2 separate regions of the Mus musculus genome follow, and region 1 is linked to region 2. A link is a loop called in an ENCODE intact Hi-C map of the cell type or tissue named here. Cell type or tissue: left cerebral cortex. All regions are shown on one strand. Each heading gives the region's core, and the rest is flanking DNA. Links, peaks and the distances in the headings are about the cores only. Region 1 holds the start of Setd1a (SET domain containing 1A). Region 2 holds the start of Snora30 (small nucleolar RNA, H/ACA box 30).

What was found. Peaks named below come from ENCODE experiments on the same cell type or tissue, not always from the same donor. Only the 100,000 strongest peaks of a DNase experiment are listed, where the experiment ranks them.
Region 1: it touches region 2 in a loop (2.7-fold over the local background); 3 of 42 quality-filtered maps call a loop at or near these places.

The regions. Positions count from the first base shown.
Region 1 is chr7:127,775,734-127,791,913 of GRCm38, forward strand. Setd1a (SET domain containing 1A) reads left to right here and starts at 1,656. Exons shown (of 19, transcript NM_178029.3): 1 at 1,656-1,780; 2 at 2,380-2,544; 3 at 2,773-2,868; 4 at 4,652-4,922; 5 at 7,896-8,017; 6 at 8,240-8,469; 7 at 9,115-10,003; 8 at 10,148-10,939; 9 at 11,393-11,569; 10 at 11,766-11,853; 11 at 12,464-12,621; 12 at 12,749-12,836; 13 at 15,482-15,799. The coding sequence starts at 2,395. In left cerebral cortex, for the core only: no CTCF peak of the experiment used is centred there; no DNase peak of the experiment used is centred there.
Region 2 is chr7:127,520,598-127,528,597 of GRCm38, forward strand. It overlaps Srcap (Snf2-related CREBBP activator protein), which reads left to right. Exons shown (of 34, transcript NM_001304266.1): 5 at 879-1,064; 6 at 1,392-1,532; 7 at 4,696-4,918; 8 at 5,034-5,308; 9 at 7,799-7,892. It overlaps Snora30 (small nucleolar RNA, H/ACA box 30), which reads left to right and starts at 7,300; the gene lies at 7,300-7,406. In left cerebral cortex, for the core only: no CTCF peak of the experiment used is centred there; no DNase peak of the experiment used is centred there.

The sequences.
Region 1 (16,180 bases), core at 4,671-12,670, 260 kb after region 2:
TCTTGTAGAGGGCCACTTAAGGCATCTTCAGCTCAGAAGCCTTGGCAAGAGTGCAGTTCTTCCAGAGACCAGAGAGCCTGTATTCATTCGCTGGATGAAAAGGGTGTTGAACCTTGGGACGATCTCAGTTTTGGGTTCCCAAGTGAAGCTTGAACGAGGTCTGTCCTTAAGTTTCGCAGCGGGATCCTATGAGCATAGGTAGCCCTTGCCTAAAAACTGCTCAAGAATAACCGGGTTACATCAGACCTTTACTTTTTATAGGATCTACTTAAGGGTCTTTATGTTTCTTTTAAGCTCAACAGAACCCTGATTTTAACCACTGAACATTTTTTTTTTTTTTTTTTTTTTTTTTTTTTTTGAGACAGGGTTTCTCTGTGTAGCTCTGGCTGTCCTGGAACTCACTCTGTAGACCAGGCTGGCCTCCAACTCAGAAATCCACCTGCCTCAGCCTCCCAGGTCCTGGGATTAAAGACGTGTACCACCACTGCTCGGCTCAGAAGGAACATTTTAAAACTAGCCCAAGGGAGGTGTAACTAGGGTACTGGCCTAACACGCAGAAAGCCCTGAGTTAGATCTCCCAGCATGCTATAAACCGGTTATGGTGTGCACACCTGTAATTCCGGTACTCAGGAAATAGAGGCAAAAGGATCTGGAGTTCGAGGCCATCCTCCGTTATATAGCAAGTTCGATGTCATGCTGTCTGAAAAACAACAGGAGCCCGAATATAAAAGCGGGAAGGAACCGATCATTTCACTCTGTGCGTCGGTAGGCAAAGCGCCTGAGTCACCCCTCCTGGTTGTATTTTTCCACCTCCCACCCCTCCCAGGTTTTGGTGGATTCTAAGGGAAGCAGCCCGTTACGCCGGGCTCCGCACGCCTGGCCACGCCTCTCTCGTTAGCCCCGCCCACAACCGGATCGGCAGATTCGCTACCCGACTCCTTAGGATTATTTGGGCAGCTTTTCTTGTCTGAAAATTTTCAGGAAACGCCGAGAAGACTTCTTCCTTGTAACCATTTCGCACTAAGTAGGAAGTGTGCTGTTCCTTGAGTCGTTCTACTGAAAAAAAAAAAAATCCAGGACTAGAGGTCGACTCTGCCAACAGGGCTTGGCGAGCCAGGCGTCATTTTCTTGACTCTACAGCAGGTGAGAAGAGGTGACGGCCAAAGCCCAGGACGGTGGCGAATCTGCACTGCAGCCTCATAGGCATTCGGGCTGCGCAAGGAAGGGGCAGGGAAGAGGAGCCGAGGAGCGCGCATCCTGTCCACTCATTCGCCCCGCCCGCCTCGCGAATCTGCGTCGTTGGACGCGCCACTCAAATCTCCCGAGCTCTGGCTGGCGTCCTCCCCCTCGCTCCGCCCCCTTCCCTCAGGGGCTCGTCGCAGCTTTCGTCGCCGCCGATTCGCCAGGAACCCCAAGGCCGGAGCAGCTGGATCAGGGTGGTGCGGTCCACTCTCCGGGGAATGCGGCCCATCTTCAGGCTCCCTGGGCTACAACTCCCGAGCCTCGCAGGGCGCCGGCCGAGGCAAGGCCGCTACCCTCGGCCCCGTGGATCGCTCCGCAGTCCTTGTAGCGAAAGTGCGGATGCAGACGCTGTGCCCGCTGGGCCTCGCGCAGGTGGCGGTGGTGTTTGGTGCGCGCGCCGGGGAGGTGGTGGTGGGGGGGCGCCGCCGCCGCCACCGCTGCGGGGCCGGGTCTCGCGCTGCCGCCGCCGCCGCCGCCGCCTCACGCCGCTGAGGTGCTGCGCGCGGTGGGGGGAGGGTGAGCCGCTCGCCACGAGCGGGTGAGTAGGGCCCCGGCGCGCGTGCGCGCCGACGGGGTGGGGGGGGTGGACGACACCGAACGCGCCCGGGCGGGAGGAGAGGGCAGCGGCGCGCGTTACCTCCCCCCACCCCCCCGCCTGGATTCAGGGACCGAAGCTGGGTCTCAGATTCGGTCTCGCGGTGTTTCCAACGCCCCGAAGAGGTGCCACCTCTGGTTCGGAGGATCGGGGCGCGGGGACGCGAGCGGCTGTGTGGGAGCGGGAGCGGGGCTCGGCCCGGGCCGCTTGGCCGGTGAGGAGGCGGGAGGGGGCGGGGCCTGCGAGGGGACGGGGGAGGGGTCTTGCGTGGAGGCCAAGTGGGGCGCGCTGGGGAGAGCGGGAAGGTAAGGGGGCGCGAGATGGGCCTGGGCCCTGAGGGTAGAATTGGGGATGGAGAGGAATGGAGTGCCATAGTGAGCCCAGCTCCTCAGGGCAAGATCTGAGGGAGCCACGGGTCATGCTGAGGTGTCGGGGACTGGACTGATGTGAGACCCTGGAATCGGGGCTAGACATTGAGGGGACAGCAAGGGAGTCAGGCCTAAGTCGTGGACTCCCATTCCGTATCCCTCTTTTCCTGACAGTGTAAATGAGCAAAGATGGACCAGGAAGGTGGGGGAGACGGGCAGAAAGCCCCGAGCTTCCAGTGGCGGAACTACAAGCTCATAGTGGATCCTGCTTTGGACCCTGCTTTGCGCAGGCCTTCCCAGAAGGTGTACCGCTATGACGGAGTCCACTTCAGTGTCAGTGTGAGTGCCCTCGAGCCTTTCTTGACTTATTTGGACCTCCAATCTCCCCTCCCCGCTTCCCCCTGTTCAGTATTCAACACCCAGACTTCCTATACCTGTAGTTTGGTTTTTTGAGAATGAGCAAGCTCTCCCAGCTCTTCTGTATGTTGGCTTCTACATGGGCTTTATAGAGTCAGTAGGCTGGTGAATTTTCAGCCTGGTTTCATCTCTTCCTGCTTTCTTTGTTAGGACTCAAAGTATACCCCCGTGGAAGACCTCCAGGACCCCCGCTGTCATGTCAGGTCCAAAGCCAGAGACTTTTCCCTCCCGGTTCCTAAGTTTAAGGTGAGTGCCTGCTGGTCTCCCTGCATGTTGGTCCTTGGAGAGTGTCAAGGACCCTGGGCTTCACACAGTCTACCAAAGTGTTTATTCCGAAGGAACTATGACAGCCAGATCTCATTGCTTTTTGTGTCTGTGAGACTGAGATGTTTTGGACAGAAGGTATACATGTATAGCTGAGGTGACTCTAGTATATATCTGGTGACAAGGGTATTGATGTCTGGAAGGATGAGGTATGGGTGGGTATTCTGAAGCCTTGTGACAGTGGGATAGCCAAGTTATTCAGCAATTAAGGATGCTGCTAAGACCACTGTGCACTTGGAGTTGTGTGTTCTTGCTGTCATTGTGTGTGCTCCTCTGTCCTGTCTGTACGAGCAGCTTGCTTCCCTACTGTAATAAGATATTCTTCAAACTTCGGACTGTCTCGAAAATTGGTAGTTCTTTGTCTCCTCCTAATTTTGTTTTTGTTTTCTTTTACTGATTATTGGTAAAGTAAGTTGTGCAGTGGCTTCACCCTTCTGAATCCCCCCTTTCTTGAGCAGCTTTACTGAAAGCTCTTCTGTCTGAATGTTTATGTCTCATACCTCCTTCCTGCCAGCATCTACTGAGACACTAAAACATCATCTTTCTTCCCTGAGTCCTGCTCTCCTCACTTCCTCTTGACTGATGAATGGCAATACCAGGTACTCGGGTACCCAAGCTGGAAGCCTGGAGTCACCCAGTAGTTCTTTCCTTTCGTCTTAATCTTTAGGTTTCCATTGCCATGTTCTTCATGCAGAGTCCGATGTTTGCTCGCTTTCTGCAGCTTTCCTCAGTTTTAGGCTCCATCTTGCTGTTGTCACTGGTTTTAATGTTCTTATTTTAATTTTGTTTTCCAAGTCTGTTTTTCTTTTTTATTATATTATTTTTCATGTGTGTACATTCATAAATAAGCTTGCATGCCATTGTGCACATGTAGAAGTTAGAGCACAACTTGTGGGAATTGGTTTTCATCATGGGTCCTAGTGGTCAAACTCAAGGTTGTCAGGCTTGGTGACAAGTGTCTGTACCTACTGAGCCATATTGCTGGCATCCTAAGTCTGTTTTGAGGCATTGACATGTGTGGTTATTGATCTGGGCAGGCCTTATCACCTCTTTGACACCATATCCCTGTAATATTCCACCAGACACTTTTCAGTGTTTAGAAAATATCAAGATGGATAAATTTCATGTCTTGGAAGTTTGTTGTTTTGGTAAACTTTAAGCATCTACAGAGTCCAGAAAGAATGATAGCGGCTCCCCAATACCCTGTCTCTACATCTTTGCTACCACTGTGTTATATTTATATTTATATCTGGCTTATCTTTTTTTTTTTTTGAAACAAGTACTCCCTAGGTAGCCGCTGGCCTTGAACTAAGAATCCTGTGCTTCAGCCTCCCATGTGCTAGCATTGTAAGAGTGCACGGCACACTCGGCTCTGTCTTGTCTCTTTTCTGAATGGGAACTTTTCCTTTTTTTCTGTTTCTAGTAATTAGCTTATGCTAGTCTGTAACCCTGAACTAATAGATTACTTTCTTCTATTACTTTGTCCTATGTATGTTAATTCTTGTTTTGTGTGTTTTCTTCCCAGTTGTTGCTATATGTCATAAGAGGGCTTGAAAAACAGGTCACTGCTAATGTACCTCTCATGAGCCCCCTTGACGTCTCTGTCCCAGATTTGTCTTAATCTCATAGATGTCTCTGAAGTTTCCCAAATGGTAAGGAAACTGCTCACTATGGAAGCCCGAGACCAATTCTTGTCTTTCCACAGCTGGATGAGTTCTATATTGGACAGATACCACTGAAGGAAGTAACTTTTGCGAGGCTCAATGACAATGTGAGGGAAACCTTCCTGAAGGATATGTGCCGGAAATATGGAGAGGTGGAAGAAGTGGAGATCCTTCTTCATCCCCGCACTCGAAAGCACCTAGGCCTGGCCCGTGTGCTCTTCACCAGCACTCGGGGCGCCAAGGAAACTGTCAAAAACCTCCACCTCACCTCTGTCATGGGCAACATCATTCATGCCCAGCTTGATATCAAAGGTGAGGACTCGCTGCATGTTGCCTAAAGTTGGTTTCTAACAGGGATTCTATATGCTGATACTTAATTGGGCTCAGCCAAGTAATCAGGGTCATGATTACCAAAATTCCTGAAGTCACGTCTGTTTCAGAACTTATTAGATTTTAAATTTTAGAGATACATTTTGAGATTCATTTAGATATTTGTGTGTGTGTGTCTGTTTTGCCTGAATATATATCTGTGAACAGCATGTACGTCTTACACTCATGGAAGTCAAAAGAAGGCATCAGATTCCCCTGGAACTGGTTTAATGGTTGGGAGCCACCATGTGGGTGCTGGGAATTGAACTCCGGTTTTCTGGAAGAGCTACCAGACCACTTAACTGCTGAGTCATCTCTCCAGCTCAGGGAGGGTTTTTCTTTTTTGTTTGTTGGTTGTTTTAAACTTATACATATTTTGTGCTTTCTTCAGTAGCACATATGTTAACATTGAAACTTCAGGAAATTAAAGAACTAGAGTTTTAGGTCACGGCCTGCCAAAACCACAGATGTGTGAAGATAAAGATGAATTAGGCAGAGTCTCATTGTGGCACATGCCTATCATCCTTGTGCTTGGGAGGCAGAGGCAGGAGGACTTTGAGGCTAACCTGACTACACAGATGATTCCAGGTCAACTAGTGCTGCATAGTGAGAACTTTCTCAACAAAAAGGAACCAGGAGATAACCCTTAGTTGGTAACAGTACATACTATACAAATATGAAGGCCTGAGTCTGAATCTCCATCGGTCACACATTCTAGATATGGTTGTGTATGCCTATAACTTGGTTTTGTGGGGAGAAGACAGGCAGGTCCCAGAGTCTTTCTGACAAGCCAGGGTATAAATTGGCAAACTTCAGTTCTAGTGAGACCTTCTCCCAAAGGAGTGAGAGAGTACAACAATGGGAGATATCCAGTGTCCTCCTGTGGCCTTTGTGTGTGCACACAAATAAAAATAAAGAAAAATGGAGCAGGTTTGAACTGCTTTTAAGGAATTACAGGGAGAGATGTCATCGTACAGTGCCATCTAAGGGAAGAGGTTGTTAACTGATGTTTACAAATGGGAGTGAAGACCAATGTTTCCAAATTCAACTTAAGACTTTTGTATGTAATCTTATAGTTTTTATGTGTTTTTGAAACAGAATCTCACTACATAGCTTTGGCTGGCCTTGAACTCACTGAGATCCACCTGCCTCTACTGTCTTGAGTGCTAGAATTAAACTGTTTTAATTGTTTGTTCTGTTTTTAATGTTTTTATTTCTTTTATAGGTCTCACTCTATAACTTAGCCTGCCCTTGTAGTCTACACCTGGTCCCAGGCTTTATTCTTGGTGTTTTAACTTTACTTTTAAGGATTTGCTTTGCTTCTGTGTATGTGTGTGTTTGTGTAGATGTGTGCACATGTATGTGTATGCCACAGAGACTAGAAGAGGGTATTTGTTGGATCCCCTGGAATTGGAGTTGGGATAGTTATAGACATCCATGTGGGTGATTCTTTGCAAGAGCACAAAATGGTCTTAACTGCTGAGCCATCTTTCCAACCCTTGTTTTGGTTCTTTGGAGACAGGGTCTCATGTTGTCCTAATCTTCATTTATAGCCAAAGATGACCTTGACTTCTAATCCACCTTCATCCTGGATCATAGACTTATGTCACTGTGCTTGGTTTATGTGGTCCTGGGGATGAAGCCCAGGATTTTATGCATACCAAGAAGGCACTTTACCAACTGGGCGACTCTCCAGTTCCTGTTTTGTGTTTTTGAGTCAGTCTTTCTGTCTGTCTGTGGTGACCTATGCTCACTGTAGCTCGTGTTGAATTGGACCCTTGCCTTGCCTCAGTCTCCCAAGTACGAGGAGTACAGGCATATGCTGCTGACTTTGGCAACACTTCATTTTTAAATGCTACATTCTTCTCACAGTTTTTTCTCATATTTATTTGTTATATGTGTATGATGTACATTCTTCTTGTGTGGCCGCATGTGAAGGTTAGAGGGCAACAAAGGGGGTTGTTCTTTCCTTTCTCCGTGTGGGTCCCAGAGAGCAAACTTACATTGTCAAGTTTGGTGGCAGGCACTTTACTCACCAAACCCTCTCACCGCTCGACCCCTTCCAAGAGTTTAAAAGTCATTGTTCAAGGCAAATAAAATCCCCTCGTGGGCTGGATTGACACTTGTAGTTAGAATCCTACTTTTCTTGAAGTTTATGAAATACTCTAGATGGTGTATGTGTGAACCATGAGTTTATCATGGTTATGTTGAACCAAGGCTTTTACATTCCAGGCCAAGCACTACTGCCTCCCAATATTAATGGGATATATGTTTAATAGTTGGAGATGAACCTGATTTTACTTCATAAATCTGCAAAAGAGCAGTGTGGTGATAAATGTCTGTAATTCCTGAACATGGGAAGAGTAGGGACAACGAATTCAGGGTGTGCTTTCCTTCTTAGTATGAGACCAGCCTGGTTATTTGATACCTTGTCTTAATCAGTCAATAAAAATAGAAAGAGGGCTGGTGAGATGGCTCAGTGGGTAAGAGCACCCGACTGCTCTTCCAGACTGCTCTTCCGAAGGTCCAGAGTTCAAATACCAGCAACCACATGGTGGCTCACAACCATCTGTAGCAAGATCTGACTCCCTCTTCTGGAGTGTCTGAAGACAGCTACAGTGTACTTACATATAAATAAATTAAAAAAAAAAATAGAATATAGACAGCCAGGCAGTGGTGGCGCACGCCTTTAATCCCAGCACTTGGGAGGCAGAGGCAGGCGGATTTCTGAGTTCGAGGCCAGCCTGGTCTACAGAGTGAGTTCCAGGACAGCACAGAGAAACCCTGTCTCAAAAAAACAAAAAAGGGAGAGAGAGAGAGATTGTAGTAGACTTGAGACCTGAAGAAGAAACAAAATGACCAATTCAGAGGGTTGTGTTTCCTTCTGATTGTGGATTCTCATTTCTCTCCATCTAGGCCAACAACGAATGAAGTACTATGAATTGATTGTCAATGGCTCTTACACTCCTCAGACTGTGCCCACTGGGGGCAAGGCCTTGAGTGAGAAGTTCCAGGGTTCTGGTGCAGCCGCTGAGACGGTGAGAAGCTTGTAGCTGCCGCTGTGTTAGGCACATGTACTCGTTACCTGGTCACCAAAGCAAGAGCCATTTGGGAAGGCCCTGAAGTCCCCTATTAAGTATAGGAAGAACTAAGGGAAGATGTTTAGGTGTCTTCAGATACAAAGCTGCAATCTCGGATTGGGGCAGTAGACAGTTTTAAATCGTGCCTGATCTTTTTTCCTTGACTCCCTTTTTCTTTAGACTGAAGCCCGCCGACGGTCTTCCTCGGACACAGCTGCCTATCCAGCAGGCACTACTGTGGGGGGCACCCCTGGCAATGGCACTCCCTGCTCCCAAGATACAAATTTCTCCAGCAGCCGACAAGATACTCCATCTTCCTTTGGCCAGTTCACCCCTCAGTCCTCCCAAGGAACCCCCTACACATCTCGGGGTAGCACCCCCTACTCTCAGGACTCTGCCTACTCCAGCAGGTATGGAAAACCACTTCTCTCGGGCCTTAGCCATTTGATTCTGGGAGCTGCAGCTGGAAAGAACAAGCTCCAAGTGTCTGTGAGAAGGAATTGGAAGCTATTTATTTTAGCCTTTGGTTTCAGCTGACAAATTGGTGTTTTCATGGGACCTAGTAGAAACAAGTTGAGAAACCTGTTTTGAGTTTTGTGTGTATGCGCGCACTCATGTGCACGCTCCTGCTTGCCTGCCTGCCTGTATGTATGTATGTATGCTGTGTATTGCAGGCATGCAGCACCCAAGCAAGCTAGAAGGGGACAAATGTCTTGTATCTGTATTTACAGGTGATGTTACATGTGGGGATTGAGAACTGAATCTGAGCGCTGTGCAAGAGCAGTCTGTATTCTTAGTTTCTGAGCCATCTCTCCAGCCCCTCTTTTAAGATGTTTATGAGTCTGAATGTTTTGCCTACATGGATGTCTCTGAACACACAGTGTTCCTTGTACCCATGCAGTGGATCACCTAGAGCTGGGGTGAAAGTGGTTCTCAGCCACCATGTGGGTGTTGGAATCAAATCTAGGCCCAGAGTAACTTTGAGTATGAGAACAGAACCAGTCAGGTTTGGTCACATAGGTAGGAGCCTAGCTAACTCCTGGGTTCTTCTTCAGCACCACTTCAACCTCCTTCAAACCCCGGCGGTCAGAGAACAGCTATCAAGATTCTTTTTCTCGCCGCCATTTCTCTACATCTTCAGCCCCTGCAACCACCGCTACTGCCACCTCAGCAACTGCTGCAGCTACTGCAGCCTCCTCCTCATCTTCCTCCTCCTCGTCATCGTCCTCCTCCTCGTCGTCTTCTTCCTCAGCCTCTCAGTTTCGTGGTTCTGACTCTAGCTACCCAGCATATTATGAAAGCTGGAATCGTTACCAGCGCCATACTTCCTATCCACCTCGCCGGGCAACTAGAGAGGACCCTTCTGGGGCTTCATTTGCCGAAAATACGGCTGAGCGCTTCCCACCTTCCTATACCTCCTATTTGGCCCCTGAGCCTAACCGATCCACTGACCAAGACTACCGGCCTCCTGCCTCAGAGGCCCCACCTCCAGAACCTCCAGAACCTGGTGGTGGTGGTGGTGGTAGTGGTGGTGGTGGTGGTGGTGGTGGTGGTGGTGGTGGTGGGGCACCCAGCCCTGAGAGAGAAGAAGCCCGGACTCCCCCACGCCCAGCTTCCCCTGCACGCTCTGGCTCCCCAGCCCCAGAGACCACCAACGAGAGTGTGCCCTTTGCTCAGCACAGCAGTTTGGATTCCCGTATTGAAATGCTGCTGAAGGAACAACGCTCCAAGTTTTCTTTCTTGGCTTCTGATACAGAGGAAGAGGAAGAGAACAGCAGTGCAGGCCCTGGGGCTAGAGATGCAGGGGCTGAGGTGCCTTCTGGGGCAGGTCATGGGCCCTGTACACCTCCTCCTGCACCAGCTAATTTTGAAGATGTAGCACCTACAGGGAGTGGAGAGCCAGGGGCTGCCCGGGAGTCACCAAAGGCCAATGGACAGAACCAGGTGAGCCTGGGGCCAGCCATAGCATCTGGGGTGGAAGCTTAAGCTTAGGGGGTAGGGAAGGTGCTCAAACATGAAGACAAGTGTGAGGGCAAACTCAGGGAGCTCTAGCAGGAGCTGTCTGTGACTCTCCTCCATACCCCACAGGCTTCTCCATGTTCTTCCGGAGAAGATATGGAGATCTCTGATGATGACAGGGGTGGCTCACCACCTCCAGCCCCAACACCCCCCCAGCAGCCGCCACCGCCACCACCTCCCCCTCCTCCCCCCCCTCCTCCCTACCTTGCTTCCCTTCCCCTTGGCTATCCTCCCCACCAACCTGCCTACCTCCTCCCACCCCGCCCAGATGGACCACCCCCCCCTGAGTACCCTCCGCCACCTCCTCCACCACCACCCCACATCTATGACTTTGTGAACTCCCTGGAACTTATGGATCGACTTGGGGCACAGTGGGGAGGGATGCCCATGTCCTTCCAGATGCAGACCCAGATGTTAACACGGCTCCACCAGTTACGGCAGGGCAAGGGATTGACTGCAGCCTCAGCTGGTCCTCCTGGCGGGGCTTTTGGCGAGGCCTTTCTCCCTTTTCCACCTCCACAAGAGGCAGCCTATGGCTTGCCCTATGCTCTGTACACACAAGGGCAAGAAGGTCGTGGGTCGTACTCCCGGGAGGCCTACCACCTGCCCTTGCCTATGGCAGCCGAGCCCCTGCCCTCTTCCTCAGTCTCGGGAGAGGAGGCGCGGCTGCCTCATAGGGAGGAAGCAGAGATAGCAGAAAGCAAGGTCCTACCATCAGCAGGCACAGTGGGTCGTGTGCTGGCTACCCTTGTCCAAGAGATGAAGAGCATTATGCAGCGAGACCTTAATCGAAAGATGGTCGAGAATGTGGCCTTTGGAGCCTTTGACCAGTGGTGGGAGAGCAAGGAAGAGAAGGCCAAGGTGAGGAGGTCTAGTGCTGGGTATGTTCAGTGTTTGTTTGTTTGTTTGTTTGTTTGCTGAAAGAGGTTGCCCAATTCAAAGTAGGGACAAGAGAAAATAAAATGGATAGTAAGGCTATGGGAATTACAGGCTGGGGAGTTTTGACAGAGCAAAAGGTAAGCATGGGCCTGGGTCAGAAGAGCTCTGTCCTGGCTTCTTTGCTGCTTTACAGTGGACTGAACGCTTAAATGTTTCTGGGCTTGTTTTTAGTTCTACCATTTGTAGCCTGGTAAAAATTAGTAACTGTTTCCTAAGGGTGGATGGCCTAAATTATCAGACTTGAGAAACTGCTTTAATTTGCCAGAGGTAGATAATGGTAGCAGAATAAGTTGATGCATGTTGGTGTTCCTCAGGCACACTGTTGCTTCTTGGGCAGGAGTTGGTTCTTTAGCTTAGTCTCCCTACTGTTTGTAGCCATTCCAGAATGCAGCCAAACAGCAAGCCAAGGAAGAGGACAAAGAAAAGATGAAGCTCAAAGAGCCAGGCATGCTGTCCCTCGTAGACTGGGCCAAGAGTGGCGGTATCACAGGCATTGAGGCCTTTGCCTTTGGGTCAGGGCTTCGAGGGGCCCTGCGGTTGCCTTCATTCAAGGTATCCAGGAATTCAGTGGTGGGAAAACTGGTGGGCCTCCCTTCCCAATGGTGGGAAATGGTGTATGGGAGTGGGGTGGGGCTGTGGAGGATGGTGGTTGAGGTGGGTTGTTTGGGTTTTTAAATTTTATCTCCCTTCTCCTCACTCCCGTCTCTGTTTGAGCTCTAAGTTGCTCCTATCTGTCTGCATCTGCCAGGTAAAACGGAAAGAGCCATCAGAAATTTCAGAGGCAAGTGAGGAAAAGAGGCCCAGGCCCTCTACTCCAGCTGAGGAAGATGAAGATGGTACGTAGGAAATAAGGCAGAAGGAGAAAGGATTGGTGGTCTTAGTGTAATAGGAAGCAAGAGGAGAGAGGTCTCTGAGGGCAGGGCACCCAGTGGAGCCTTGATGCAGACATCAGAGGGCCAGGGAGATTTCTCCTTGCATTTTAGTTATGGTTCTTAGCTCTGCTGGGCTGATTTAAGTGTTTTTGTGTCTTGGTCTTTGCAAACACAAAGTGAAAATTTGACTGTCTAGAATCCGAACTTGAAGAATCACGTCTCCAGGTTCGCTGCCTAACGCTTCTTCCCAGCCTGCTGGCGTCCGGGCTTCTGGTTTTAGCTTATGGGACGTGAGGCTACTTTGCTGATCAGATCTGCTTCCCTGGAGACCTCCCTGCCTTATATTATTCCTTGGGCCAGATAAAACAAATTGGCATTCTCTTTCGCCCAGCTTAGAAAATGATCAAAGAAAATGTGTGGGATGTAGTTCAAATTGTATAGCCTGTTATTGTGTTTCGGTTTCTGTACTGAGTAAGGGTGGCCTGTCAGTAAAGTAGGCAGTAGTGTTCCTTGCCTCCAGGATGGCAAAGCATTAACTGCTAATAGATTGTAACTGCTCTGACTCCTCTTACAGATCCTGAGCGAGAGAAGGAAGCTGGAGAACCAGGACGTCCAGGGACCAAGCCTCCGAAGCGAGATGAAGAACGGGGCAAGACCCAAGGCAAACACCGAAAATCCTTTACTCTGGACAGTGAAGGGGAGGAGGCGTCCCAGGAGTCTTCCTCAGAGAAGGTGAGATGCTAGGCACCTGGTGCCTGCCAGAAGCCTTCCCTGAGTCCCTGTTGGCACAGCCAGCTTCTCACTGATCTGGAACTCAGTGTCATTTTCCTGTTAGTCTCAGTTTGTCTTTTTCCTTAAGGATGAGGATGATGATGATGAAGATGAGGAAGATGAAGAACAGGAGGAAGCTGTGGATGCCACCAAGAAGGAAGCAGAGGCATCGGATGGTGAGTGTAGGCGGTTGAGTAGAGTTCAGGTTTGGGGAAAAAGGGATTATACTATCTGGTTTGTCTTTTTCTATGACTTTCCTGCTGGACTTCTGGCCGTTCTTGCCCTTTGCAATGACAGTTGTGTTAGCCAATGCCCTTGGGAATCCTGGGACTCTTGAGAACGTGAACTCCGTTGATTCCGAATACTCCCTCTTCTAAACGGGTCTCCCTGTGGATAGATAGCCCTGCAAAGTCTGTTTCTCTCCCCAGGTCCTAGAGGGGAAGGGCGTGCATTCTCCTCTTGCCCCTTGAAGCTATCAATCTAAACTGTCTCTTCTTAGAGCTCTGCTCTTCCTGTAAGGCCCAGCCATCAGTCTGTTCCTTTCTTTTCCCTTTGTCTCTCTTGCCATCAACAGACACTATCCAGTTGTGTGTGTGTTAGCTTCTACAGATTGCACATGGTTGAGTAATCTGCATTCCTTCAGAAGTGTTGAGGGCCTGGAAAGAGATAGCACAGTGTTTAATAGCACTGACTGCTTTTACAGAGGACCCAAGTTTGGTTCCCAGAGCCTACATGGTGGCTCACAACTGCCTATAGCTTCACTTCCAGGAGATCCAGCACATTTTTTTTTTCCAATTCTACATGTATATAGTACACATATATACACTGAAGCATATGCATAAATTAAATAATTTTTTTAGAAGAAATGTACATTAAAACCCTGCTTTAGTCGGGTGTGGTGGCGCACGCCTTTAATCCCAGCACTCGGGAGGCAGAGGCAGGTGAATTTCTGAGTTCAAGGCCAGCCTGGTCTACAAAGTGAGTGCCAGGACAGCCAGGGCTACACAGAGAAACCCTGTCTCAAAAAACAAAAAACAAACAAAAAAAAAAAACCTTGTTAGAAGAGGATAGAAGAAGGGCAAGAGACAGGTTACACAAGTCCCTTTGTGTCACTGCAGACAGATTACATTTTAGGGACAATGAAATAGGTAATAACTTCTGCTGGTATGCGAGACCTGAGGAAAGAGCCACTGTTGTCTGCACAGCAATCAAGGAATTCCTCTGAAATACTGTTTTCACAGTGACCAGTGATGACAGCAGTGATGATCTTGAGGTCTCAGTGGAGAAGCGAAGGGCCAGGTTTTCTGCTAAGAATGAAAACAGTTCCCTCCTGTTGGTCCTTTGGCTCCCCTGCCATCAACTGTGCCTCCAACATGAATTTGTCACCTTTGCTCTTCTGTCTGCTTTTCTCGTGTCGGTTCTTAGGGACAGGGTCTTTAGCCCAGGAGGGCTTTACTTTTGTAATCCTTTTTTAGTTGTTCTACCTAAGCAGTGCTGGAATTACAAACATGCCATCGTGCCAAACATGCAAACGTGTATGCAGTGCTAGGGATCAAACCTAGGGCTCCTTGCCAGACTAACATTCTACCACTGACCTGCAGCCCCAGCTCCTCTGATGCAGTTTTGACTGATGTCTGCCTCTATTTCCTTCCTTCTGTTGTAATTCATTTTCGAAAGTGCTAATAAAATTGTCTTTTCTAAGATGTACTCTCTTCTCTACACTCCCTGTTTTCTGCCAAAGTGACCTACAGGCCATTTGTACAGTCAGTCAGTCTAGGCTCTGCACCTGTTCTTTTCAGCTTAGTCTCACCATGTTCCAGTTCCTCCCCTCACTACTCCCTTCTATTTACTCCATTATGAAGTCATCAATAACATTTGTTTTTTTTTCTCTTCCTCTCTTTCTCTCTCCCTGGCCTCATTGACTTACAAGCCTTTCAAGTGCTAGAATTATAGCCCTTTTGCATTATGCTTCTCTGGAATTTCTTAGTGCTTTCTCACCCAAAACCGATCACCCATAAGTATGGTATGTATATAATGTTGTGAGACTGTGCCATGCATGTGTGTGTATCCTTCCATCTTGTAAGTTTTATTGATCAAACTCGGGTCATCAGTTTGGCAACAGGTGCCTACTGAGTCATCTTGCTGGCACCTTGTTTTGTTTTGTTTTTCAAGAAGAGTCTCACACAGCCCATGCTGCCCCTAACTTGATATACAGATGAGCATGCTCTCCGGCCAGTCTCCTCTCTCCACCTCCAGAGTTCTGGGTTTACATGTATCACCAGGACTTGCCTTTATTTTTGTTTTTTTAAATTTTGTTTTTCAAGACAGGGTCTCTCTGTGTAGCCTTGTATATCCTGGGACTTACTGTGTAGACCAGGATGATCTCAAATCACATAGGTCCACTTGCCTCTGCCTCCTGAGTGCTAGGATTAAAGGCATACTTTCAAGGCATGTACTGTTTATCCCAGAATTCTTTCTATTTTCTACAGAACTTCAGTGGTCTAGGCCAACTGATTGCCAGTCTCCAGGTCTACCTATATCTGTCTGTCCTGGAACTCTTTCTGTAGACCGGGCCTTCATCTCTATTTCTGTGTGGTAGAACATCTCCTTCTTGGGTTTAGCATTTAGGCGGGGATCTTCCCAACTTGTTCTTCCAGCAGAGCCCAGGGCTTTCCTTCCTTCACTCTGATGTTGTCACTCTGAGCATGCACTTGCTTATTTAACTTCTTGAGCTTTCAGCACCTGGCCTAGAGCCTCACATCCAGAGGACTTCGTCAGTGCTCCCTCCTCTTGACCACTAACTACCATTGTGGATTTCCAGGTGAGGATGAGGACAGTGACTCGTCCTCCCAGTGCTCTCTGTATGCGGATTCAGATGGTGAAAATGGCAGCACATCAGACTCCGAGAGTGGCAGCTCGTCTTCCTCTTCCTCATCGTCTTCCTCCTCTTCCTCCTCTTCCTCATCAGAGTCCTCCTCTGAGGAAGAGGAGCAGTCAGCAGTCATTCCCTCAGCTTCACCCCCCAGAGAAGTTCCAGAGCCCCTTCCAGCTCCTGATGAGAAGCCTGAGACAGACGGGCTTGTAGATTCCCCTGTCATGCCTCTCTCTGAAAAGGAGACATTGCCCACACAGCCTGCAGGTAGGTGGCATGGGACAGGTGACATGATTAAGATACATGTTTATCAGGGTCTTGGAGAATGGCCTTGGGGTGCTGTGTTTATGTGGAACAGTTACATGGGCACAGAGTAACACTAACGCATGACTGAGCTCTTGTGCCCTTGTCAAGCTCTTGTCATTCAATAGTTCTTGTTATCATATATGCATATGATGGGCCTCCTGTAGGGATTATTTATTCATACAGTAGGGTTTATCGAGCATTGCTACTGGTACCAGGAGCAGTGTGAAGATGTGATGATGTGTCTGACAGGCACTGCTCTCATCCTCACAAAGCTTTCGGTCTGTAAGGAGAGAAAGGCCAGTTAAGCAATAAATGCATAGAAATAACTGCTTTCAACCCAAT
Region 2 (8,000 bases), core at 1-8,000:
CAAACCAGCAAATCTAAATAAAGAAGTCATTAGACACTGAAGTACTTTGTAAGCTGTTATGGTATTAAAATTTATTGTTTTCCCATTTATATCTAATCTGTAGCCTGTGAAATTTTAAATAAATTAGACTAAAATCATATTTCTTCTTCTTTTTTAATTATTTATTTATTACATGTGAGTACACTGTAGCTGTGTTCAGACACTACAGAAGAGGGTGCCAGATCTCATTACAGATGGTTGTGAGCCACCATATGGTTGCTGGGATTTGAACTCAGGATCTTTGGAAGAGCAGTCAGTGCTCTTAACCGCTGAGCCATCTCTCCAGCCCTGAAATCATATTTCTAAGAAATAGATTTTCTACAGTGCTAAGAATCATGGCCTGAATTTTTATATCTATTTCACTTGTATTATGTTTATAGGTGTTTGTGTGTGCACTTGCGTATGGAAGGCAGGTGTCAACATTTAGTTGCTGCTTTGGATATTTTTTCGTTTGGGTTTTTTGTTTGTTTTTGGTTTGTTTGTTTGTTTGTTTTGAGACTGGGTCTCAATATGTAGCCCTGATTGGTTTGGAATTTGCTATGTAGAATAATTTGGCCTGGAGTTAAGCCTGCCTTTGCCTTCCAGGGTTGGGGATTAAAGACATGCTCAGGTTTCTAGACCTGTTTTTGATTCCCAGTTCTTTCCTAGCTGTATAATCTCAGCAATGTCATTTAATTTCCTAGATATTCCCTCATACCACTCCCAATAGAATCTATTACCTTGTAGGATTGATATGAAAACAAAACACTGAGCTCATTCAATGGTCAGGATTCCAGCCATGGCAGTGATATAGCTTGCATGTCCAGAAACTCTTGATCAATGTCATTACCCTGTATTAGGAAGCTGAAATTGAAACTCGGATTGCTGAACTTCGGAAGGAGGGATTCTGGTCATTGAAAAGGCTACCTAAAGTGCCAGAGCCTCCCCGCCCTAAAGGACACTGGGACTATCTGTGTGAAGAGATGCAGTGGCTCTCTGCTGACTTTGCTCAGGAACGCAGATGGAAACGAGGTGTGGCCCGGAAGGTATGTCCTGTTTGCTGTAACATCTGTATGTTTTCAGGTGTATTTGAAACCTTAATGATTATCTGGGAGGTGATGGTACATACCTTTAATTCCAGCATTGGAGAGGCAGAGGAGGGTGAATCTCTGAATTTGAGGCCAGTCTGGTCTACAGAGTTCTAGGATAGACAGGGTCACACCCCAAATAAAGCCGACAAATTAATATACCCTTTTGGTGGTTTCTGCATTTAGAGGTAAGCCTTTTCTTGCCCTTGATAACATTTGTATTTGATTGTGTGGATAGGGACATTTAGCTTTGAGCATTTTCATACTGGGTCATTATTTCTATAGGTGGTACGTATGGTGATCCGGCACCATGAAGAGCAGCGACAAAAGGAGGAGCGAGCTCGGAGAGAGGAACAGGCCAAGCTGCGCCGAATTGCTTCTACCATGGCCAAGGATGTTAGGCAGTTCTGGAGCAATGTGGAGAAGGTGAACCATGAGGCTGGAAAAAAGGGGTGGCCTGGAGTAGGTTAGAGGGAGGTATATTAATAGGCTTGACCAAAGCTTACCAAGGAACTAAACGCTGCAGTTCCAGCTCTTTATGACATGTCCCTATGTAGGGGACCTTTCCAATCCTGAGTGTCACACGGCAGAAGACTTGGTTACCCTTCCCTGCCTACTCAGTTAAACTTTCGGAACAGTGCCCAGCAGTCTGTTTTAGCGGCAAATATCCATTGTATATTTGGGGATGAAAGGACTCTTTGACTCTTTGACTCGAGGAGACCGTCTGCTCTTTGCAGGGTGTATATTAACATGTTTCCTGTTTATTTAATTATCCCTCCTGCTGTATGTTAAGTTGGAATGATCTCTGAATTCTCTCACCTCCCTCATTGTGCTTGTGTGATTGTTTTAGGACTCCTTGTGGGCATCAAATCTGGAGATGTTCAAGTCCAGGACTTAAAATGCATATAATATATGAATACCTAATTGAAGACTTTCAAATAGTTTTAGAATGTTTTATTATACACATTGTGGTGTAAAAAGTACTATGTAAATAGTTGTTATACTGTATTGTTTGAGATAGGGGTATTGCTGTATTTCACAGGTTTTCTTACTGTTTCAGTTTTAAGACAGGGTGTCATGTAACCATGTTATCCTCAAATTTGCTATGTAACTAAAAATATCTTGAACCCCTGATGCTCCTTCCACCTTGTAAAGCCCCTTTGTTGTTGTTGTTTCTGTTCATTTTTGCAACAGGGATCTCAAGTAGACTAGGTTACTTTCATAGCAGGGGTTGGTCCTTTTCCCTCTATTTCCTCTCAAGTGCTGCATTACAGGAGTGTGCCAGCATGGTGATTGGTCTTGAACTCATCTTCTCTTCAGTTTATAAGCCTGGCTGCAATGTTTATTTTTGTAGTGTTTGAGACCGTCTATGTAACATGTGCTAGTCCAGAGCCATCTTCAGTCTCCTGAGTTCTAAGGATGTGCCATTTAACACCTAGGCTTGGAATGGGGGCAGGGGGAGTGATTAACATTTTTTACTATGTGTGTATTTGGGTTTGGGGTGGGGAGACATACCATGTCACATAGTCAAGATCAAAGGACAATTTGTGAGTGTCTGTTTCTGCTACGTGAGTCACAAGGATTTAACTCAGGCTGTTAGTCTTGATGTTGACCCATCTTGCCTTCCTCCTTTTTTTGTGCATTTGAGACAAAGTCTCATCATAGTATAGACTGACCTGGAACTCAAGCTGCCCTTGAACTTATAAGGCATGCATTTGTTTGTTTGTTTGTTTGTGAGAAACAGAGTCCTACTAGCTCTGGCTAGCCTAGAACTCTCTGTATAGATCAGGCTGGCCTTGAGGTCTACCTACCTCTACCTCTTGACTGTTGAAGATTAAAGGTGTTTGATACAATGCCTGGAGGTAAAAAACTTTTAAAAGATTTATTGGTTTTATTTATGTATGTGTGTGTGCCTGTTTGAAATTTATGTAAGTAAGTACATACAGATACACACACATGCCAGAGCAAGTTGGATCTCTGGAAAATGGAGTTATAGGTTATTGTGAACGACCTAATGTAAGTGTTGGGAACAAAACTTATCCTCAGGAGGAGCAATACGTGTTCTTAACCCCTGAGCCATCATTCTGGTTCCAAGTTTAAAAAGCCTTTATTTTCATTATTTTTAAATTATATGTCTGTTTATGGGTATGTGATGTGCACATGAATGCTGGTGACCTTGGAGGCCAGAAGATGTTGGATCTTCTGGAGCTGGATTTGTGAACTGTCCGATATGGGTGCTGGGAATTAAACTCCAGTTAGTCCTCTGCAAGAGTAGTTAGTGTTCTTAAGCAGTCAGCCATCTCTCCAGCCCTTAGCCCCATTTTTAAAAAAATATTTAATTATTTAAATTATGTGCACATAAGCCACAGCTGATTTATAAAAGTCAGAGGACAATTTGGAAGTTGTTGGTGCACTCTTTTCCCACCCTGTGAGTCCTAGTTGAATTCAAGTTGTTAGGCTTGGCAACAGGTGCCTTTACCTACTAAGCCATTTTGTCAACCTCAAGTTTTTAGTTTTTGTTGTTGCTTTGGTTTCTTTGAGATAGGGCCTCTCTACATGGCCCTGGCTGTTCTGGAACCCACTCTGTTGACCAGGCTGGCATCCAACTCACAGAGATCTGCCTGCCTTTACCTCCTGAGGTCTGGGATTCAAGATGTGTGTCACCACGCCCACCTATAGTAGTTTTATTTAGTTTTATTAACCCAGAGCCTCCTGTTGCTAAGTCTGTGCTTTGGTCACTGTCTTTTAACCTCCAGACTTTTTTGAATATTTTTTATTTTCGGTTCACATACCTGGCAAATTCACACATGGTCTCTTCCTACTCTGCTGTTCTACTTGTTAGTAGTTACAGAAGACAACACCACCAGCTCCCAAACCTGGGATTTTGCATATGCTATGCATGTGCTCTCCTACTGACATACACTGGTAGCTGTGCATACTCTGTTTATAATTTATTTGTTTTGGGTTTTGGTTTTTGAAAATAAGATTTCTCAGCCGGGTGTGGTGGCGCACGCCTTTAATCCCAGCACTCAGGAGGCAGAGGCAGGTGGATTTCTGAGTTCGAGGCCAGCCTGGTCTACAAAGTGAGTTCCAGAACAGCCAGGGCTATACAGAGAAACCCTGTCTCGGAGAAAAAAAAAAAGAAAAAGAAAAAAAGAAAAGAAAGGAAAGAAAGAAAATAAGATTTCTCTCTGTAACCTTGGCTGTCCTGGAACTTACTCTATAGACCAAACTGGTCCTGAATTAAGAGGTCTGTTTGCCTCTGATGATACTAAATGTGTGTGCCACCACTGACTGACTACTTTATTAATTCTTTTAAAGATCAAATTTAAGATGGATTTGTTAATGTTCTCCAGCTCCTAGATACTAAGTTGATACCATCTTGTGTTTATGTTGCTGTTGTTTGTTTTTGGTTTTTTTTTTTTTTTTTTTAGAAGTACCATATAGATCAGAAACCCCTTAAAGATTTTTAGTTTTTTCTGAATGACCAAGCCAAAGTCTGGCATAAAGGTAGTATCCCTAAGTAGTTGGCTAAGAGATATAAACAAGTGAATATATAGGTGACTGATATCTTTTGTGATTATGTTAGGTGGTACAATTCAAACAACAGTCTCGGCTTGAAGAAAAACGTAAGAAAGCCTTGGACCTGCACCTGGACTTCATTGTAGGGCAAACTGAGAAGTACTCAGACCTTCTGTCTCAGAGCCTTAACCAGCCACCGGCCTCCAGCAAAGCTGGCTCCTCCCCTTGCCTTGGTTCTTCCTCAGCAGCATCCAGTCCTCCACCCCCGGTTTCTCGACTGGATGATGAAGGTGTGTGTGCTCTTTGGTCCTGTTACTCTTCCCCAAGTGCCCTTTCCAGAGCTGAAAAACCCACCCTGTGGCTTGCAGGGCCCGTGGACTTTGTGACCTTGTTCTCCTGCTATAGATGGGGACTTTCAACCCCAAGAGGAAGAAGAGGAAGATGATGAGGAGACCATTGAGGTTGAAGAACAACAGGAAGGCAATGATGCAGAGACCCAGAGGCGTGAGATTGAACTTCTTCGACATGAGGGAGAACTGCCACTGGAAGAGCTGCTCCGTTCCCTCCCTCCTCAGTTATTGGGTGGGCCTTTTAGCCCCTCTCAAACACCTTCTCATGACAGTGATACCCAGGATGGGCCTGAAGAAAATATTGAAGAGGAGCCATCTCAGGATTTAGAGGTATAAACAGAAAAGGTACAGGAAGAAAGATTCAAGGGGAAATAGATGTAAAGTTTTGCTCTCAAATCCTGTGCATAGGTTGATCCATGGTTTTAAGAATCTGGGTTAAGGACAGTTGGAGTTTCATTGATAGGAATTGATCATTTGCAAACCAAGTTGAAGCCTGCAACTGGCAAGGTTTCTAATATAATGGAAACATTTATTGTACTTTTAAAATTCCTAGGGGGAGGGCTGGAGAGAAGTAGCTTAGTTCATTGCCTCATCTGGCTCATAACACAAGGTGTGTGCAGTGGTATGTTACAGTAATCTCAACATTAAGAGCTTCCTTGTCTAGCTAAATCAGTGAGCTCCGAGTTCATTGGAGAGTGAGTGAGGAAGACACCAAACAATGTGCTCTGGTTTCCATAACCATGTACAAACGTGCAGGTTATTTATTTATCTGTGTGTGTGTGTGTGTGTGTGTGTGTGTGTGTGTGTGTGTGTGTATACAAAAATTGTTAGGTGATACAAATTTGGAAGTTGTGATAGTCATCTTAAAAATCTTTTGGGGGGCACTAGAGAGATGACTCAGTGGTTAAGAGCACTGGCTGCTCTTCCAAAGGTCCTGAGTTCAGTTCTCAGCACCCACATGGTGGCCCATAATCATCTGGATCCAATGTCCTCTTCTGGTGTGCAAATGTACATACAGGCAAGCTACCCATATACATAAATAAAAAAATTTTTTTTGAATCTTTTAGAGCTTGTGTAGTGTGATAAACCTTTATCCCAGCACTCAGAAGGCAGAGGCAGGTAGATCTTGGAGACCAGCTTGGTTTACATAGTGAATTCCAAGATAGCATGAGGTACATAGTGAGACCTTGTCTCAAAGAAAAAAAATCTGGGCTTGAGAGATGGTTCAGCAGTTAAGAGCATTGACTGGTCTTCCGAAGGTCCTGAGTTCAAATCCCACAACCACATGGTGGCTCACAGTCATCCCTAATGAGATCTGATGCCCTCTTCTGGGTGTCTGAAGACAGCTACAGTGTCCTTAGATATAATAATAAAGAAATCTTAAAAAATCTTTTGGACCTTTATACCATTGGTCTGTATGTTCTGCATGTTAAGGTTGGTTTTTTAAATTACTGTTTCTGTAATTAAAAAAAAAATTTATGCTCTCTTATTTGTAATTATAAACACAGGTTTATGTGTCTGTGTATGGATATGCATACATGATAGCAGATGCCAACAGAGGCTAGAGTCTTTAGATCCCCTGGACCTGGACTTACAGATGGTTTTGAGTCACTTGATAAGGGTTCTGGGAATTGAACTTAGGTCTTCTAGAAGTGGAATAGTGTTCTTAACCAATAAGCTATCATTCTAGCCCTTGATTTAATTATTTTTAAATTTCATTCTATTTATTTATTTATTTATTTATTTATTTATTTATTTATTTTGGTTTTTCGAGACAGGGTTTCTCTGTATAGCCCTGGCTGTCCTGGAGCTCACTTTGTAGACCAGGCTGGCCTCGAACTCAGAAATCCGCCTGCCTCTACCTCCCGAGTGCTGGGATTAAAGGCGTGCGCCACCACACCCGGCTATTTACTTATTTTTTGAGACAGGGTCTGTGTAGTCTTGCCTGGCCTGGCACTCATGTAGATTAGGATAACCTAAAAAAATTATTAAAATTGTGTCTGTGTGTGCATACATATGGAAGTCAGAGAACAATTTTGTGGCATTGATTCTAACCTACCTTTACATGAGTACAAGGATTGAGCTTTGGTTGTCAGGCTTGGTGATAACCACTTAGCCCCTCTCTCTTCTTTTGTTGGGGAGGGGATTGGGTAGTTGTTTGGTTTTTGTTTTTGAAAGAGAGCCTTATTACGTACACCTGACTGACTTGAAACTCATTGTGTGGACCAGTCTGGCCTCAAATTCAAAAAGCTCTGCCTATAGAATGCTTGGATTAAGGGCATGGTCCCCCTTTATTTTCTAGCACTTTTCACAGGTCCTTCCTTTGTCAGTGGGGTCAGGATTTGGTAGCTGGTGCTGAGATAAAACCCTTGATTACATCCTTGCCCTGATACTGTACCAGTGGCAGCTGTTACTCAAGGGAACAGTGATGCTTTTCTGATCTACATGACATCTCTGTCTTTCAACTCTTTTTGTTTGGTTGGTTTGGTGATTTGAATCGGTTTGGTTTTTGAGTCAGGGTTTTTCTGTGTAACATCCCTGGTTACACTGGAACTGACTTTGCAGACCAGATAGGCCTCAAACTCACAGAGATCCCCCTGCCTCCTGAGTTCTGGTATTAAAGGTATGTGTACCACACTGGGCCTTGTTGTTTGTTGACTCTCTGGCTGACCTAGAATTCACTATGTAGACTAGGTTGTCCTCCAACTCAAGAGTTGCCTCTGCTTCCCCAGTACTAGGATTAAAGACTTTCACCAAAGTACCCTTTCAACTTTGTGTTCAAATGTTAAGTCCTTCCACTTCTTACCCTTCCCCATACAGGTACACCCTCCATCTTCCGCTGTCACACAATGTAACAAGCAGCGTTGGCATCCAGATGAAGATGATGAAGAGTTTACTGCTAATGAAGATGAAGGTCAGACCTCTCCTGTCACTTTTATTGTTGCTTTGTTTTCTTGAAGCAGGGTCTATAGTATGTATCGATAACTGTCCTGGAGCTCTGTGTGCATCAGGCTAGCCTTGA